Linked DNA regions of Mus musculus: regions 1, 2 and 4 are each linked to region 3. A link is a loop called in an ENCODE intact Hi-C map of the cell type or tissue named here. Cell type or tissue: left cerebral cortex. All regions are shown on one strand.

The links. Peaks named below come from ENCODE experiments on the same cell type or tissue, not always from the same donor. Only the 100,000 strongest peaks of a DNase experiment are listed, where the experiment ranks them.
Region 1: a loop joins it to region 3, with 6 times the contacts of the local background. A loop is called at or near these places in 13 of 42 quality-filtered maps.
Region 2: it touches region 3 in a loop (11-fold over the local background); 4 of 42 quality-filtered maps call a loop at or near these places.
Region 4: it touches region 3 in a loop (2.5-fold over the local background); 13 of 42 quality-filtered maps call a loop at or near these places.

The regions. Positions count from the first base shown.
Region 1 is chr3:37,721,908-37,725,907 of GRCm38, reverse strand. Gm5148 (predicted gene 5148) reads left to right here and starts at 1,548. Exons shown (of 3, transcript NM_198657.2): 1 at 1,548-1,705. Gm36620 (a long non-coding RNA gene) reads right to left here and starts at 1,748. Exons shown (of 3, transcript XR_880784.3): 1 at 1,009-1,748. In left cerebral cortex, CTCF peaks have their summits at 1,350 and 1,552; DNase peaks (open chromatin) are centred at 1,454, 1,961, 2,679 and 3,107; H3K4me3 peaks cover 1,720 bases; H3K27ac peaks cover 2,066 bases.
Region 2 is chr3:37,815,072-37,819,071 of GRCm38, reverse strand. No RefSeq gene overlaps it. Among named protein-coding and RNA genes, the nearest start is that of 4930556A17Rik, 11 kb to the left of the region's middle. In left cerebral cortex, no CTCF peak of the experiment used is centred here; DNase peaks (open chromatin) are centred at 1,066, 1,420 and 2,006; H3K27ac peaks cover 1,015 bases.
Region 3 is chr3:37,638,587-37,642,586 of GRCm38, reverse strand. Spry1 (sprouty RTK signaling antagonist 1) reads right to left here and starts at 2,640. Exons shown (of 3, transcript NM_011896.3): 1 at 2,482-2,640; 2 at 1,779-2,067; 3 at 1-32. In left cerebral cortex, CTCF peaks have their summits at 1,612 and 2,796; DNase peaks (open chromatin) are centred at 1,574, 2,136, 2,409, 2,727 and 2 more places; H3K4me3 peaks cover 2,544 bases; H3K27ac peaks cover 2,325 bases.
Region 4 is chr3:37,735,432-37,739,431 of GRCm38, reverse strand. Gm36620 (a long non-coding RNA gene) reads right to left here. Exons shown (of 3, transcript XR_880784.3): 2 at 1-88. Among named protein-coding and RNA genes, the nearest start is that of Gm5148, 13 kb to the right of the region's middle. In left cerebral cortex, no CTCF peak of the experiment used is centred here; DNase peaks (open chromatin) are centred at 129, 941, 1,087 and 1,833.

The DNA.
Region 1 (4,000 bases), 83 kb before region 3:
GTGAGCACAGATTCCTGTTCTTTCTCCAATTTACCACATAATCAGAGGTGCTCAGTGAACAAAAAGATGAAACCCTCAGCCTCCAAGCGCTGAACTGTCAACCAAGAGGGACTGAGTCTAAGCTGCAATGTCCAGGAGGTCTCAGTCCCCACCAACTAGGCTGGCTAAAGACACAACATAGAGAACAAATATGATGGATGGGCTTAGTTTTCAAACATCAGAAGGTTTCCTATTCATCCATGCTCAGAGGAACTGCCGTAATTAGCCCAGGATCCAGAGAAGTCAGATTATATACCAGGTCAAAGGATGTGACTCCCTGTGATACTCATAAAACCCTATTGGCTCGGGCTCCACACTATTAAAAGGCATCAAGACGTTGGCCTACTTGAGAAACCACATCCTGTCAGGCTCTTGAGGTATGGTGCAGGAGTTGAATGACCAGATGTGGCAAGTTGAGTTATAGATGCCTGGATAGTAGACCAGCTCTACTTAGGGTGTCAGGGAGACATGGGCTGTACATGACTATCTTTCAGGAAAGTGGCTGCACTGGGTGTCTGTCATTGACATTGGAGGAAGGGATTTAGGAGATCATCTGGTGAAGGTTGGCTTTGTAGACTTCCCAGATTTGAGTGAGGTCTCTACTCTCCACCTCTGAAATAAAACCAGAGAGGGCAAGACAAGATCACCTGCTGCCCAAGAAGACATTCACTGGGATGTGTCTCCCCAGCACAGCCAAAGCAAAAGAAACAGAAGTGGGGGCAGGGGCACCCTGACTAAAGAATGATCTGTCATCCCAGCTCAGCAGTGAAATGGGAAAAGAATGTTCTGGACCATGACCCCAGACAAGGTCTCTATCTTCCAGAGAGCGAACTAGGACAAACTGATGTGGGTAGGAGAGGGCCCCGTGACTCCAACATTTGTGACCTCCACAGCCTGATGCCCACACTGAGAGCTTCGGCAAATGACCTCTCTAAAATGCCTGGAGTGGAGGTCATAACCAAGACCTACCTGACAGAGTGTCAGAAGGAATGAGAGAGGGTATCACAGTGCTGGCACTAGGCAGCGCTCACAGATGGTATCTGTTTCCCTTCTTCACAGGTCTCTCCTCAACCCTTAGCTAACCCATAAACACTGGGCTGGCAGAGCCTGTGCCTGCCAGCCTTCTCCTAAGCTGAGTGAACACCAGGTTCTTTAGGTGTTGGCTGGTTGACTAATAGGCGCTGGAGCAGCTGAGCTGTTTAGGTCACGTGTGACAACATGTTCCTACCGTCAGAGAAACCTCCACCAGCCCTTTATGTGGGGAAGAAAAAGCTGCAAGTCCTCGAGCCTTTTGAAGTAAAGCAAAATGTCCCTCGCTGCCCCCTCCCATTCGGAAGATGAAGGATGCTCGTTTTGGGGGGTGGAGGGAGCGGGCAGCGTGGCGCTCTGGCCTCCGTGAGACTTGCAGTACCTGCTGGAATGCTGCGGTTCAGCTCCGTGAAGCCGAAATGCCAGTCCAGCCTTTCATTTGTCCCGATCAAAGCAGCAGTGGGGCGGTGCAGACCTGAGTTTGCAAAATGCATGCTCCCACCAGGGTGCAGAGCTCACCTGTCCCTGCTGGAGCAAGGTGCGCCCTAGCCAACACAGTCACGTGGCCGCCCAGCCCTCCTCGAGTTACCTGGAATGTCTGGGCGGAGGCCAGAAAGACCTGGAGCTGCGCGCGCAGGTGATGTGCCCCAATTACTCTTGTTTGTCTTGAAACAGAGTTGGGGCGGGGGGGGGGGGGAGTTTCACGGGGATGCATTCAACTCTCCTTTCGGGGGTAGTAAAGAGGGGCTGCAAATACACCCGAAGTGCATACCTAAATCTGCTGTGGGTGGGGACCGAAGCCTTGGCACCCATCCCTGCTGTTGTGGCCAGATCAGAAGGGTCATTGTGTGAGCCATGGCGACTGAGCCTGGCTGTATAATAGGCGCATTATGAGGCTATGCACCTGGCTCCCGCGGAGCCTGGGAGTGAAAAGCTGCTTGCAGAAAGCCGAGAGGAGGCCTTCCGTTGTGTCAAAAGAAGGCTGTACGCGATATCTAATTCCAGTCATTGTGTAGGGGGGCATCACAGAGCCCCGGGAGGCCGAAGGGTGCCTGCCAGTCACTTCCCAGCCACTGGGACTTCTCAGTCTCCTCCCGCCCCTCTTCCCCCCCAGACCTTATAAAACAAAGGGGAAACAGTTTTACTGTGGCCCAGTATCAAAGAAATTGGACGCTAACAGGTTTAGTTCAGAGTCTGAGACCAGAAAGGAGGAAGAAAACACTGGAAGGGCTTCCCCTTGGAGGGAGGGAGAACGAGGAGGGGACACAGGCACCTCCGAAATTAACCTAACTGGAAAAGGAAGAAAAGTCAGATAATATCCTTTCTGCCGTCCCCCTAATACCTTAAGGAGTTCAAAGGTTTTCCAAGCCTGGGGCATTGGCAGTTATAATTACACAGTAAAATACCTAAGGTTAATGAGTAACCTCCAAAGGAAGTTACTGCGCATAATGACGGCAATTTCTCTGAACTAAATGTTAAAAATAAGGCCTGTAATACTATGCGAAGGAAATGGTGGCAATTGGCAAATGGAACCCCGTTGCTTGGTAACAAAACCTGAGCTATGAGCTTTCTCTCTCTACCTGCCCGAAAGCGGTGGGAGCGAAGAGCTGGGTTCCCGCCTGCAGTCTGAGAGGCAGACAACCTTCTGCAGGCACAGCTGACCAGCCCAGGAACTGGAAGCAGATGTGGCTGGCCCAGGAAGAATTCCCTAAGAATGTCTAAGCGGTAAAGGAAGTCAGGGGTGATCTGGAAGCGATGCAGGAGTTTTAAAAAGTACTCCACAAACAGAACCCTTCAGACAAACCCACCCCCAGCAAAATCTCTCTCCGCTTCTCGCCTTTTGTCTGTCCTAACATAGACTTACACTTTGAACCAGCGCAACCAAGAACTGAGTCGGGAAAGGAATACAGTTAAGACAGCCCAACAGAGCAGTATTCCTTGCAGAAGACCGTGTGTACACATTTGGACTCCCCAGTTCCGACTGTACGTCTGAGAGTGAGATCCTGGACTCTGCTCCTTCAGGCTGATCCACAATCAACCAGAAATTGCCCGCAGCAAAGTCACTATTGCCTTAAAGCAGCATGGGAACTATGTAGTGAGAGTCTGGGTTGAAGGTGGGTGTTTCAGATCCCTGTATGTTCTACAGCTGCTGTTCTCTGTTCTGCCTCGGGATCTGCATCAGAAGCTTCTGTGAAACTGCAGATGCCTGAGCCGGAGCACAGCTGCAGGGTACAGCTCCTGTCAGGCATGCCCGAGGCTCTGCATTCAGTCTCCAGCACCATCCCCAAATGCAGATTTCTGGGTCTTTGTTCATACAGGGGATTCAGGGCTGGAACCCAGGCACCAACGCTTCATAATTTCCATCATACTCCAACATGTATACATATATATATATATATAATAGAATAGGGGGATTTGTTTTTCAATTTTTTTTCTTGACCCTGTTTCTAAGTGGTCCCAGCTTCCCCGTCTCCCAGAGATCTGCCTGCCTCTGCTTCCTGAGTGCTGGGATTAGAAGTATGCATCACCATGATCTATCAGGTGCGTGCGTGCGTGCGTGCGTGCGTGCGTGCGTGCGTGCGTGTGTGTGTGTGTGTGTGTGTGTGTGTGTGTTAAAGAAAACTAGGGCCAATGAGATGGCTCAGCCTATAAAAGCACTTGCCACACAAGTAAGAGGCCCTGAGTTTCATCTCTGGAACACACCTTAAAGGTAGAGGAGAAACCAGCTTCACAAAGTTGTCATCTGGCCTCAACACATGGACACTCAAGTCCACATGTCATACACACACACACAGTACTAATAATAATAAATAGAAATTTTAAAAGCTGTACTCTAAACACCCTATATTTCATGTTTCATAATTAAATAAGCTTTGAAGGGGAGTGCAGCACTGGAGACAGCTGCCAGACAGGCTGTATGGTCATTTACCGT
Region 2 (4,000 bases), 180 kb before region 3:
TCTCTCTTCTATCTCTTGTATTCTGTTGGTGATGTTTGCATCTATGACTTCTGACCTCTTTCCTAGGATTTCTATCTCCAGAGTTGTCTCCTTTTGTGATTTCTTTATTGTTTCTACTTCCATTTTTAGATCCTGGATGGTTCTGTTCAATTCCTTCACCTTTTTGATTGTGTTTTCCTCTAATTCTTTAAGGAATTTTTGTGTTTCCTCTTTAAGGGCTTCTATCTGTTTACTTGTGATCTCCTATATTTCTTTAAGGGAGTTATTAATGTCCTTCTTAAAGTCCCCTATCAGCATCATGAGATGTAATTTTAAATCCAAATCTTGCTTTTCTGGTGTGTTGGAGTATCCAGGACTTGCTGTTGTGGGAGAACTGGGTTCTGATAATGCCATGTAGCCTTGGTTTCTGTTGGTAAGGTTCTTGGGCTTGCTTTTTGCCATTTGGTTATGTCTGGTGTTAGTTGGTCTTGCTGTCTCTGGCTTAAGCTTTCCACCCTCCCCCACCCCACCCCACACACACACAACCCCTGTGGGCCTGTAAGCCAGCGTCAGCACTCCTGGGAGACCAACTCTCCCCTGGCAGGACCCATGCACAGAGGGCTGCAGAACAGCCCCAGCTCCTGGGTGCAGATGAAGGCAGGAAGGACCCTGTCGCTGCTGCTCCACAGCTCCCAGCAGCTATTTCGAAGTCCTATTTTTCCCCGTTTCTGGACCAATTATGAGAAAGAAGAGGAAAAATCCCCACCAAGTTTCTGTTTCCTGGAAGGAACTATGTCCCCATAGGGTGCATAGGGACAGACAGGTGGCAAACAGGCTGGGGTTTCTCATCTTTACACAGATTCACTACTAAAACCTTAAGATACATCTTAAGTATGTGATGTGGACATATTTGAACAAATGTCCAGTTTCCTTCATGTTCTTCAGAATGTATTTCTAGATGAGAAGGAAAGTCCATGAAGCATAACAGGAGGAAAGAAATTTTGTTTCTAGGGACAAAAATAGAGACTGACTCAAACTCATTCAGTGTGCAAGTACCAGGCCAAAATACAGCTCAGGGAAGAGCACTTGCCTAACATGAGCAAGGTTGTAAGGTGGACCTCAAAACCATATAAAGTAGTTATGCTAGCACATATCTGTAATCCCAGCATTCCAAAGGCTGAGAGTCCAGGGAGGAGCTTGAGTTCAAAGTCATCCTCAGGTACAGTCAGTTCAAGGCCATGAAACCTTTATCAGGCCCACAGTACACGACCCCCAAGGAGCGACATGAGGGAAGCCATGGCAAGTCCTGTCCTTAAGGAAGGTGAATGGTTTTAGAGTAACAAAGATTCCATCCAGTTTTTACTGAAGAGTTTCTTGATAATAAAGTCTTTCTACAAATAATCTGTTCTGGCAACACAGTCACGTCTGAGAAGCAGGACAGATGGCCACAGGCTGTGGAAGGTTCTGGTAAAGAATGCTGCTCTTTGTGATTGAGAAATGAGGTCACTTTGAAATAAGTAAATGTCCTGAAACGGGGCTATTCAACAAGGAGGTATGGTTTTTTGGGGGTTTTTGGGTTTTTTTTTTTGAGCTTCCAAGGTGGAGTCGGGGTTCTCTAGATTAATCTTTCTATTTGCTTCCAGAGGATTCATTCAAAAGTTGACACTTTTGTGCAAAGAACATCCTGGGGTTGACTGTGACAGGCAGGTGGCATTGCCAGAGATTTAGCAGCAGGCCATCAACCTGTGGGAAAGAGTCTGTGGCTGGTCCAGCCCCTTGCTAAGCCCGGCAATCTCTCCTTGTCCCCCACTCCCCCAAATTGGGAAGCTTGGAGCTAAGGGAAAAAAAAGAAAGGCTATGTAAAGTGTGAGAAGAAAGTAGAACAACATGGAAAATAAAAGACAAAAGCAGATGGGATATGCCAGCCAGCCATCTGCACAGCTGAAGGCTTTCTCGGCATTAAAAAAAGAAAGAAAGAAAAAAAAAAAAAAAGGGGCCCCACTGTTCCTGAATCAATTGCTTCCTATTCACAGGCTCACTGTACAGGGCTAAATTCAAAATGGCTCTTGGGAAATGCTTGCCAATCCTGTGGTCTCCGTGTAGGCCTTATTTTTCCTTTTCTTTTTAAGGCCGGAGGATGTAAGTATGTATCCACGCTGTAAACCTGCCAGCACTCACTGGAATGAGTCAAAGAGACCTGGCATTAAATCACAGAGATTTGAGCTGCTAATAAATGCAGCAGGCCCCATCCATTGTTGATTAATTCTGACTGGAATCTAAACAGCAAACAACAATCCCTCCTCTGAACGGCTCTGGTACCCATTAGCTTGATGTGTTTATTAGACAAGGCTGTGTTCCTTGGAGCTTATTAACAACGGATTAAAAAACTGCAAACAAATCTAGGTTTCTTATTATGATTTAAGTGTGGGTACCACGTACTAACGTTCTTAGGGTTTGACAGTAAAGACAAACAAAGCTAAAACTTACCATTACGACAAACTAAGGTCTTGGTACAATGGTTGAAAGGTTATTGTCAATGCCGACTCTCAGCCCTCAAACAAATAATCAAGATCACAGTTTAATTTTATAGGTTTAGAATTGCTACTTTTTTAGATTCATTTTATGTCTATGAGGTTGTCTGTCTACATGTATTGGGGGGGGCTGTCTGTATGTCCACCAAATGCATGATTAGTGTCCTTGGAGGTCAGAAGGTATCAGATCACCCTGAAACTGGAGTTACAAATGTTTGCAAGCCACCATGTAGGTGCTGGGAACTAAAGCTGAGTCCTCTGTAGGAACAGCCAGTGCTCTTAACCATTAAGCCACTGGAATTGCCACTTAAGAAAAGCAAAACCCAACAAACAAAAACTACCCTCCATTCTTGAGCAGGAACGTAAGCACCACAGTAGGCTTGGAGGTAAACTCTTTGCAAATAACACAATCTATTGCCCATGTTTAAAGATTATCTGGGGCTAGCGAACTGTTTGCACTTCGTTAGAGTCACCACAAATCAGAATCCCACAGACAGTCTCCAGTGGAATGGCCATGTGCCAGTGGGACCTCTGTATGCTGCGTCGTAGTGATTATTTTGTATAGGCTTAGCTTCAACTAAGGGTTTAGTTTACAGTACAGTGTGTGGTGATAGCCTGAGTTGCCCCCATAGTGAGAAATCGGGGACCAAACACAAGTACCAGCATTCAAACCTTTCCTTTGGATCCACACTGACCACTCAATCCTGGTGGACTCCTGAAGCCTGGTAGAGGCTATGTGCATCCCAATGGGTCTCTGAGGGCTGTATGTTTCAAACGACACAGAGAAACAAAGATGCAAAAGCGTATGTGTAACCCCAGGAAAACTCTCAGAAAAGTTACTGGCCTTAACTCAAGCGACCTAAAGACTATAACTTAATTATTCTGACTTATAGGTCATTATAACCAGTAACTATGTATTATAGCTATGTAAATTTCATATCCCTGAGATTTTTTAAACACTGTTTAAATAATATGTGAAGAGAGAAATTGTTCATATTTTGGCCAACTAGGAAAATTCTCATCAAACCTGGAAGTTTAGAAGACCATGGCTCTACTGAGGTGATATCTTAATGGGTGCCTTCCCAGGTCCAGCCCCCACCACCACCACCACCACCCCTGCAGCCCAGAGCTATGACTTCAGCATGGAAGTACTCCCCAGAGCTCCTCCCAGACCAGAGCTGTTTCTTCAGCATGGACGGGCTCCCCAGAGCTCCACATGACATCACAAACCAGCACAGTGGCTCTGAAATTAACTCATTCCCTCCCCCTAATCCTAAGCCATGTTCCTTTCTGCAGCATGTAAACTACTCAGCTTTTGTTCCTACCTTTGTCCCTCCATACCCCCCAGGAAAGCATTAAAACATTGATAGTGAGGATAAGAAAACAAGAAAAGTGTGTTATAAACTTGATTAAACCTCCACACAAAGACTTCTGCAATTACGATGATATTCATGGTCATAACTATGACTCATAAGCCAAGAGGAGTGTTT
Region 3 (4,000 bases):
AGTCAGCGGAAATCTGCCATGCATCTGAAATCCTAAAGAAGAGTGAGAGAGAAAATAAGCGACAGAAAGCGGATTTGGGGGAGAAGGGCTGCTGTCAAGTAACAAATTCCCCAAGCCACCTGGTAATGATCCCCTTCATCGGCTGATTTCAATGATGCCGAAGCCTGGCCAGAGTCCAACTCCAAAAAAAAGATTGCAGAGGACCATATCACAGGAAGACAGCAAAGACCTCATGCCTTAAAAATTAGAAGTTGCTCTCCAGCTTCTAAGAAGCAGAGGAAGTCGTGTCTTCCTGTTTGCAAACCTAACAAATAATTAAAATGAAATATGCCTTCGAAAGAGCAATTCAGTGTGAGCCCTGGAACTGTTCTCAGAGTTCACTGTCAGTTCACTGGCAGTTCACGTAAGGAAAATGTCAGCTACTTTTTAAAGATTAAGAATGGCTTTAGTGCTGTGGCCTCTCGGCCATTTATATGCTGTTACGAGCTTTAGATTAATGAGAAAATTAATCAAGGCAATTTCCAAAACACCGGCTATTCCAAGCTCACTCGGAATCTCAAAAGGCCATTTTCAGCAGAAGTCCGGGTCTGAAGCTAGCTCATCACACAGATCTGTGAGACGAGCAAAGGAAGCTACAAAGAATGAAGAGTGCTCTGCCACAAAGAACACAACCCGGACGGTGTGGACTTAGCTTTCCTTAAAGGTTAATCAAGGCTCCCCCACACAACGAGGATAACTTATGCACAAGTGTCAGCCCTTTAAAGCAGGGAGAGGAGCCCTGGTCTTTTTACATTATATTTAATTCCCTTCATTTATTAGCACGACAGACCTTGATTTTCACAAGCCCTGAATTGACCTGCTTTTTGTAGTAAAATAAATACACTGATAGACAACAAACACAACTTCCATGTCAAAAGGAAATAGCTTCCAATTTATAACGTATTCTTCCTGAGACAGACCAAACTCTTTCGATTCTGTTTCTGGGCAATAGGTATCTAAGATATTTTTTTACACAAATGCCTTCCGAACTCACAGATGCACCTTAATTCAAGAAGGCACCCCTTTGCACTTTTCTGGCATCCAAAGAAAATCAAAACAAATACGTCGGTTTACTATGGATGCTAACTAATGTCCCCAGACTACATATGTGTTAGCTTTTTGGAGGCCCCTCTAAGCTTATAACTACCTTCTCCGCACATGAGATGCACGGCCATAACAGCATGTTGTGGTGCCGAAGCCCTAAACGACACTAGAAAACTGCCCATCCTTGCTCCTGTGCCATATCTATTTTTTAAAAATTTAAAACTCCATAACGAAGACTTTAAATATGCCAAGTCTCATCCACAAGAAAGGAAGACGTGGGCACGGCTTGTTTGAGTTATGAAACCCCTAGGCACGGCTTTAATTTGCATTTTACAGGGCATTCCCAAGCAAGTTCGCTCAGGCGGAGCACCTAGGCACCCCGCAACTGTCCAGAGCGAAGCCGGTGCGCACCCGCGGACAGCAGTGTGGGTAGCACCGTCGGGCGCTTGGGCCCCACGCCGAGACCTCAGGGGCACCGAGCCGCGGCAGGTCCGGCCGGATAAAGTTATGAATGAAAACAGCTCGCGGGCGGGAGGAGGCAGCGCCCTCTCCCCGCGTCCCGCGGCACTGCGCTCCGAGCACAGGCGGGCGCTGGGTCCCCAGCGCCATCGGGTGCCGCGCGCTTGGCACGGGCTGCGCGAGGACCGCCAGGACCGCCCGGCCCGCCCCGGCCCGCACCTGCCGCCCGCACTCACCTCGGCCTCCGCGGCGCCGGCCGGGGGCGCCGAGCGGGCGGAGCGCGCGCCGCATCAAGCGCGGCGGGGCGGCCGGGCGCGCATGGCCCGCGCTGCGGCCTCGGCGGCCCCCGGGCAGGGGCGCTTCTCCGCGGTTGGCGGCGGCCGAGGGCGGCTCGGGGACATCCGCCGGGTGCGCGCGGCGCCCGCTCCACAGCACCGTCCCGTCCCGGTCGTCAGGCGCGCGGCCCGGCGTCGTCCCGGGCTCTCGGGTCCCCGCAGGTCCGCGTCCCCGCAGTCGCCACGCCGGCTGCAGACGAGCAGAGACAGAAACACGTGAGTCCCTTGCCAGCCCGGGACGCTGTCCTGCTCGCCGAGATGGACAGCCACGAGCCCCGGACACACACGGCCGTGCACGTTTTGCCCCCACGGAATGCCCCGCAGTCCAAAGCGCGTCCGAGAGACGCGTCTGCGCGAGGCAAGCCCGCACGCAGGGACGGGAAAAGTCAGGTCTGGCACGAGCGCCCGGCGGGTCGGTCCCCAACAATGCGCACAGACACGCGGGTGCGCGGCGGTGCCAGCCCGCGTTCGCACACGCGTAACTCGCTGCCTGGCTACGGAACTCGCTGCAGGGCCGACCGCAAAGCGCCGGGCACAGAGCTAGAGCCAGCTCCGAAAACGTCCAGCTCCTCGAAAATAAAATAAAATAAAGCACCATTCTCACCTGATCTTGCCAGGTCCTCGGCGGGAGGGGAAGGCTCTTACCTAGTGCAGAGCCTGGGGCCGGCCCTCCCGGCACATGCACGCCGCTCGCAGCCGCTCCTTAGCCCGCAGAGCTCTGGCTGCGGGGCCGCCGCAAACCCCTGCGTGCTGAGCACTCGCGCGCGGGCTCCGCAGCATTTCAGCGTCGCCGCCACCTCCACCTCCACGCCGGGACCCGCCCCCGGTGATATCATGTGTCAATCACGCGGGCTGCACGAAAACCCGGAGCAGGATTTCAGCGATCGTGGATGTGGACTCGAGGACGCTCTAACAAAAGTCGATTGCCTGCAGGAGTCCTGCGAGCGCAACTGGGGAGGAGCGGGCATTCCAGGGCCCCTGTCAGTCGTGAGCTGTCAGCCTCCAATTTAAGGGGACTGGTGCAGCCACCCTTAGAGTTGAGTTTAAAAAGAGTTGTGAAGAACATTTAAAAAACAATAACAAACCACCAACAACAACGGAAAAAAAAATGTGTACACCATGACACCGTGCCCCCAGATAAAGGGAAAAGTGCAAAGTTCAGATCATGCGAAATATGAAAGTTTCAGAAAGAACAGTCATTTTTGCAAATGTAATATAATTACACACTAAAGGGTGGGATTTCCTGCTGTGGGGTTTTAGTGATTGCTCCATTTGGTTTGTGATACGATCCCTAAAATTACACGGGGGGAGGGGAAGGGGAGAAAACGGGGCCCAAGTTCTTCCTGCTTTGTAATGTTTGTATAATTTTGTCCAAAACACCAATGCATTTTAAATGAAATAAAATAAGCATAACTCATCAGGAAGTTTTAGCTTTAGCCATATGTCTGTCACGGGGTGGGGGACTTTAGTAAGCTGGGAATGCTTTTTGCGTCTTTACATACTATGGAATTTGGTTATTTATTATATGGACGCTATAGCTCAGGATGTAGTGAAAAGGGCTGTATGTGGAATTAAAAATTCCATAGAGTTTTAAAAATAACCTAAGACCCCCAAAATATTGATAGAAAATATTTTTCCAGGGAATTTTATCAGGAATGGTATTTGATAAACAAAAACTCCATGATCTAAATCACCTGTGAATGTGAGTTAGGATATTTTGGGTTCAAAGTAATTTTTTTTTTAAGTCTTAACAATTGCAGTGAGTTTTTATAAAGTTTTTGTTGTTGTTGGCATAATGCATTTGCAAGCTTTTGAATGTTTTTAGAATTCACGGTTATGTGTGGAATTACATGCAAGGAACCCAGGACACTCCCTATGAAGAAGATCAGCAGTAAGAAAGTGCACTAGAAGGTAATAGAACGTATTAAAAGCCAAGAAGCTGTTTGTTCACCCTTCATGCAAGGGGATGTGTTAAAGTCATATTTTCAAATGTAGAGTTGGTGGGGCTTTTGTGTCTTGTCTATTTTTCACAGATGTAGGAGCATAATGAGGTTTCTCCAGTGGATCTGCTTTTGTTCTTTTTGTGCGTGAAGAGATTTGCAGTGTCAAGTAAGAAATACAGT
Region 4 (4,000 bases), 97 kb before region 3:
GATTGCTGCAGACTTTGAGAGACGGGCTTCATCCTTAAGGACTGAGATAACGGGAGGCTCAGGGCATTCTGGGAGCCATTGGAATTCCCTGTGGAAACGACAAGAACATTCTTTTGAGCATCTTTTGCTAACAGTAAATCTTCACCCTTCAGGGATGAAATCATAACCACGCGCAGCCAACAGCACCTGAATGGGTGAGCTAATAAAGCTGTCTTTGCTTTAAAACCAGATGGAGCTATCAGTAAGAGAGATTGGAATTCTAGGAAACAGATCCTAGCTTTCAGAAACATGCTCACAGAAACGCAATAAAAGAACCCTAGTCTCCCCAAAGGATGTTCACCTTAGTCAAGCTCTATTTTGGAGGGGAATAGCTGGGGGGGGGCACGTTCAGTAATTTTTCTTTAAACCAACTTTATTCCTTTTAAATGCCATCTTGACTATTACATGGTCTCATTTGTATAGAACCTGAGAGTGAAGGCGTTGTGCAGATGAAGCCATATAGGAAAATTTACAAGATTTAAAAAAAAAAAACAAAACCATTCACATTTCAATTAAGTAGCTGAAAGAAATGGCTACGGGACATCTAGGGGTGGAAAGAGCCAGTTCAATTGTGTTTCACCCTCTGTGGCACTGAGCCAATCACAGCGAGCTTCCCCATGAGGTTGCTTAAAGGATGGCGTGACTTCATCTATGTAAAGCATTTTGACAATCTAGCACATAATAAAATCCACATAAGTGTTAGCGGCTATTAATCTTTATTAATATTTTCCTGTTCCGGGGTCTCAGAATTTTTAATGTCTTTCATGTGGTTTCGTTGCTCACTCACCCCACTTATGTCAAATGTAGCTTCCCGTCACGGGGCGCACACACGTTTTTAAGGCGTGGAAAAATCACACATGCTTATGCATGGCGTTCTTATCTAGACAGATGAGCGTTCATGCAAATCAGCTGGTTTCTACTCAAGGGCCTTGACACACTCTCTAATTGCAGGATTGCCACATCCTTCTGGTTTCGAGAAAAGTTCTATCTGGCATTCAGCAAATATTTACTGCATGCTAACCATAGCCACGGCAACACGTCAGGAACTGCAGAAGAACAAGGAAAGAAAAGGCACAAGATCCTCAGAATACTTGCCAGCTGAAGGAGACACATCGGTTGAGGGAACAAGGGTGGGCAGCCCTGGAGCTGCCCTGTGCCTGCCAGCAGCATCCTTGGAAGACAAGCAAGTGGGATGTGGAGAAGGCAGAGAAGGCAGCCCCAAGGATGGGTCACTGCACCAGCCCTTCCAGTGGCTTTGAGCCGAAGCACAAGGGAGGAGTAGAATTCAGGATAAAAGGGACAGTGCTTGAAGAATGTTTTATCCTGACACACACACACACACACACACACACACACACACACACACACACACATCTCAGCCTTTGAAGCTGTTTGGTTTTTTTGGGTTTTTTGGGGGTTTTTTTGGCAGTGCAAGGAATAGACCTGGATCCCGAGTCTGGCAATCAGTGCTCTACCACTGAACTACATCCCTAACCCTCTCTTAGAAGTGATGTAATTTAAACAGAGAATTGGGTTTTTAAGATTTTAGATTTACTATGAGAGTAACTCTAGCAAAGACTCCAGTAATGGAGGACAAGGATCCCGAACTGACCATCTTCTGTAACAAGGCAAGCCCTCAAGTGGAAGGTGTTTGGTTTCAGACCCAAAATATGTACCTCAGTCCCTTGTCCCACGTCTGAAGCCAGAGGCATTTGGACACCAACCCAGCCACAAAATTTTCGCCCTACACACAGTTTGTCATGCCTGCAGAGTGTTCTGGGACTGCAGCCAAGCATAATCTTCCTCAGAGGGACCAGAGAGACTTCAGCCAGCAGCTGATAGGAGCAGATGCAGAGTCCCCCAGACAAACATTAGAAGCTGCTCAGGGAGTCCTGCGGAGGGGGGAGAGGAAGGATCAGAGGAACCAGAGGGACACACGAGGAGAATATGGTCCACAGAATCAAATGACCAGGATTCATCGAGACTCACAGAGATCAGGGAAGCGACAGGAGTCTGACCTAGGTCCTCCGAATATAAATTATGGCTGAGTAGCGTCGTGTTCTTGTTGGAATCCTAACAGTGGGAGTAGGGCCTGTCCTTGACTCTTCCCTACTTGTGGGATCCTTCTTCTCCTACTGGGTCACCTCGTTCAGCCTTGATGTGATGGTATATGCCTGGTCTAATTGTAGCTTGTTATGCTGAGTTTAGTTGAGGTCCCTGGGAGGTCTACTCTTTTGGGGGGGGGTGGAGGGACAGGCATGGGGGAGGGGTGGATCTGGAGGAGAGGAGAGGTGAAGGGGAGAGAGGCAGGGAGAAGAAAAAGAGGGAAAACTGTGGTCCGGATGTAACATTTGAGAGAACAATAAAAAGTAGATTTTAGATTTATTTTAACTATGTATGTATGCCTGTGTCTGTGTGAAGGTTCATAGATGTGAGTGCAAGTGCCAACGAGTCCAGAGGAGAGTACTGGATCCCACTGGTGCTAGAGTTGCATCTGGCTGTAAGCAAAAGCTTATTATCAAAACTATATGATTCGAGCTATTTTATAAAACCCTTGTAGACTCAGAGCCCTCACAGCCACTGTGACTGAGACATGTATAGATTCGAGCATCTATAGCTTATCTCTGTATGTTTTCAGGGGTTTGAGGATGCGTTAACCTGTATTCCCAATGCTTCTGGCTCACCCCGTGCCACAGAAGAATGAGGTGCAGGCATGGGATCCACCCACAGCACAAACAGACTTCATGCCCTGGTATGTCTTCCAAGTGGATCAGCCAACTCCAAAGGCCTCTTCTCATGGACAGTGACTGTTGCTTTATTCTTCCCCGACATTCATAAGATTTTACTGGGTTTTTTTTCAGACTACGTAACTAATTTGTGCTTATTTAAAAAAAAAATCCATCACACCGACAAATCTCCTGAAATCTCCTGGCAATCCCACATCTCTGAGACAAGCCTATTAATACTTGAAGACTCCCCTGAGTATGTATTATGTATGCACACATGTGTGTCTTTTATATAACTGTGTCACAGTATCAGGAACACATTGATAACATAAATACATTATTTAGTCATTTCATTTTCAACTTCTTTTCCATTTTTCTATTCCTCAGTCCTACATCCCAGTCTATCTACCATTCAGAATTACATGCAAATGCATATATAATTAGAGGTATAGCCCAGGGATACACTTGACTACCATCCATAAAATCTTAGACTTATTCCCCAGTAAATAAAATGTATGTATGTATGTATGTATGTATGTATGTATGTATGTAGTATTACTATTATTAAATTTAGATTTATAAAATTAGTCTCCATTACATGTACTTAATCACACTTCGCCCTAAAGTATTTACTGCAAGCCTACTACGTGCAGGCAGGTCACCAAATATGCTTGCTACCTGTACACTCTGTCAATAAATTCTCACAAAAAAAGTTATAAAATTCATTTCCCTACTGTCCTCGTTTTATAAATGAGAACACTGACCACCTTTCCCTAGGGTACTCATCGCAGATGCAGGACAAGCACAGGGGTGAGTGCTGGCGAGTCAGCTCTGTCAGCAAAGCCCTTGTCCTGCAAGCACAGCGCCTCGGGTTCAATCTCTAGAGCCCACAACTGGTGGGATGGCTTCCCTCACATTATTAGTTAGGGGTGACCTTGAGACAGCCCCTCCTCCCCAAGCAATACAGGCTGTTGCCCAAATGCGCACCAGAACTTGTTGGTAAAACTCTATGACTGAAGATAGCACACTTTGGCCACAGAACATGGAGAAGTCAAGTTGGTATTAATGAGAAAGCTTCCTTCCTGCTGACTAGCTTTCATAGTACTGGAAAGAACTGGCCAGTCCTTCAACTTTACCAATGAAGACTTGGGAACCAGATGCTGGGGTGAGAGCCTGCTAGCTCAGAGAGGCAGAGAAAGCTTCCAGCCGACCTTCCTCTTCAGCCAGTGTCTCAG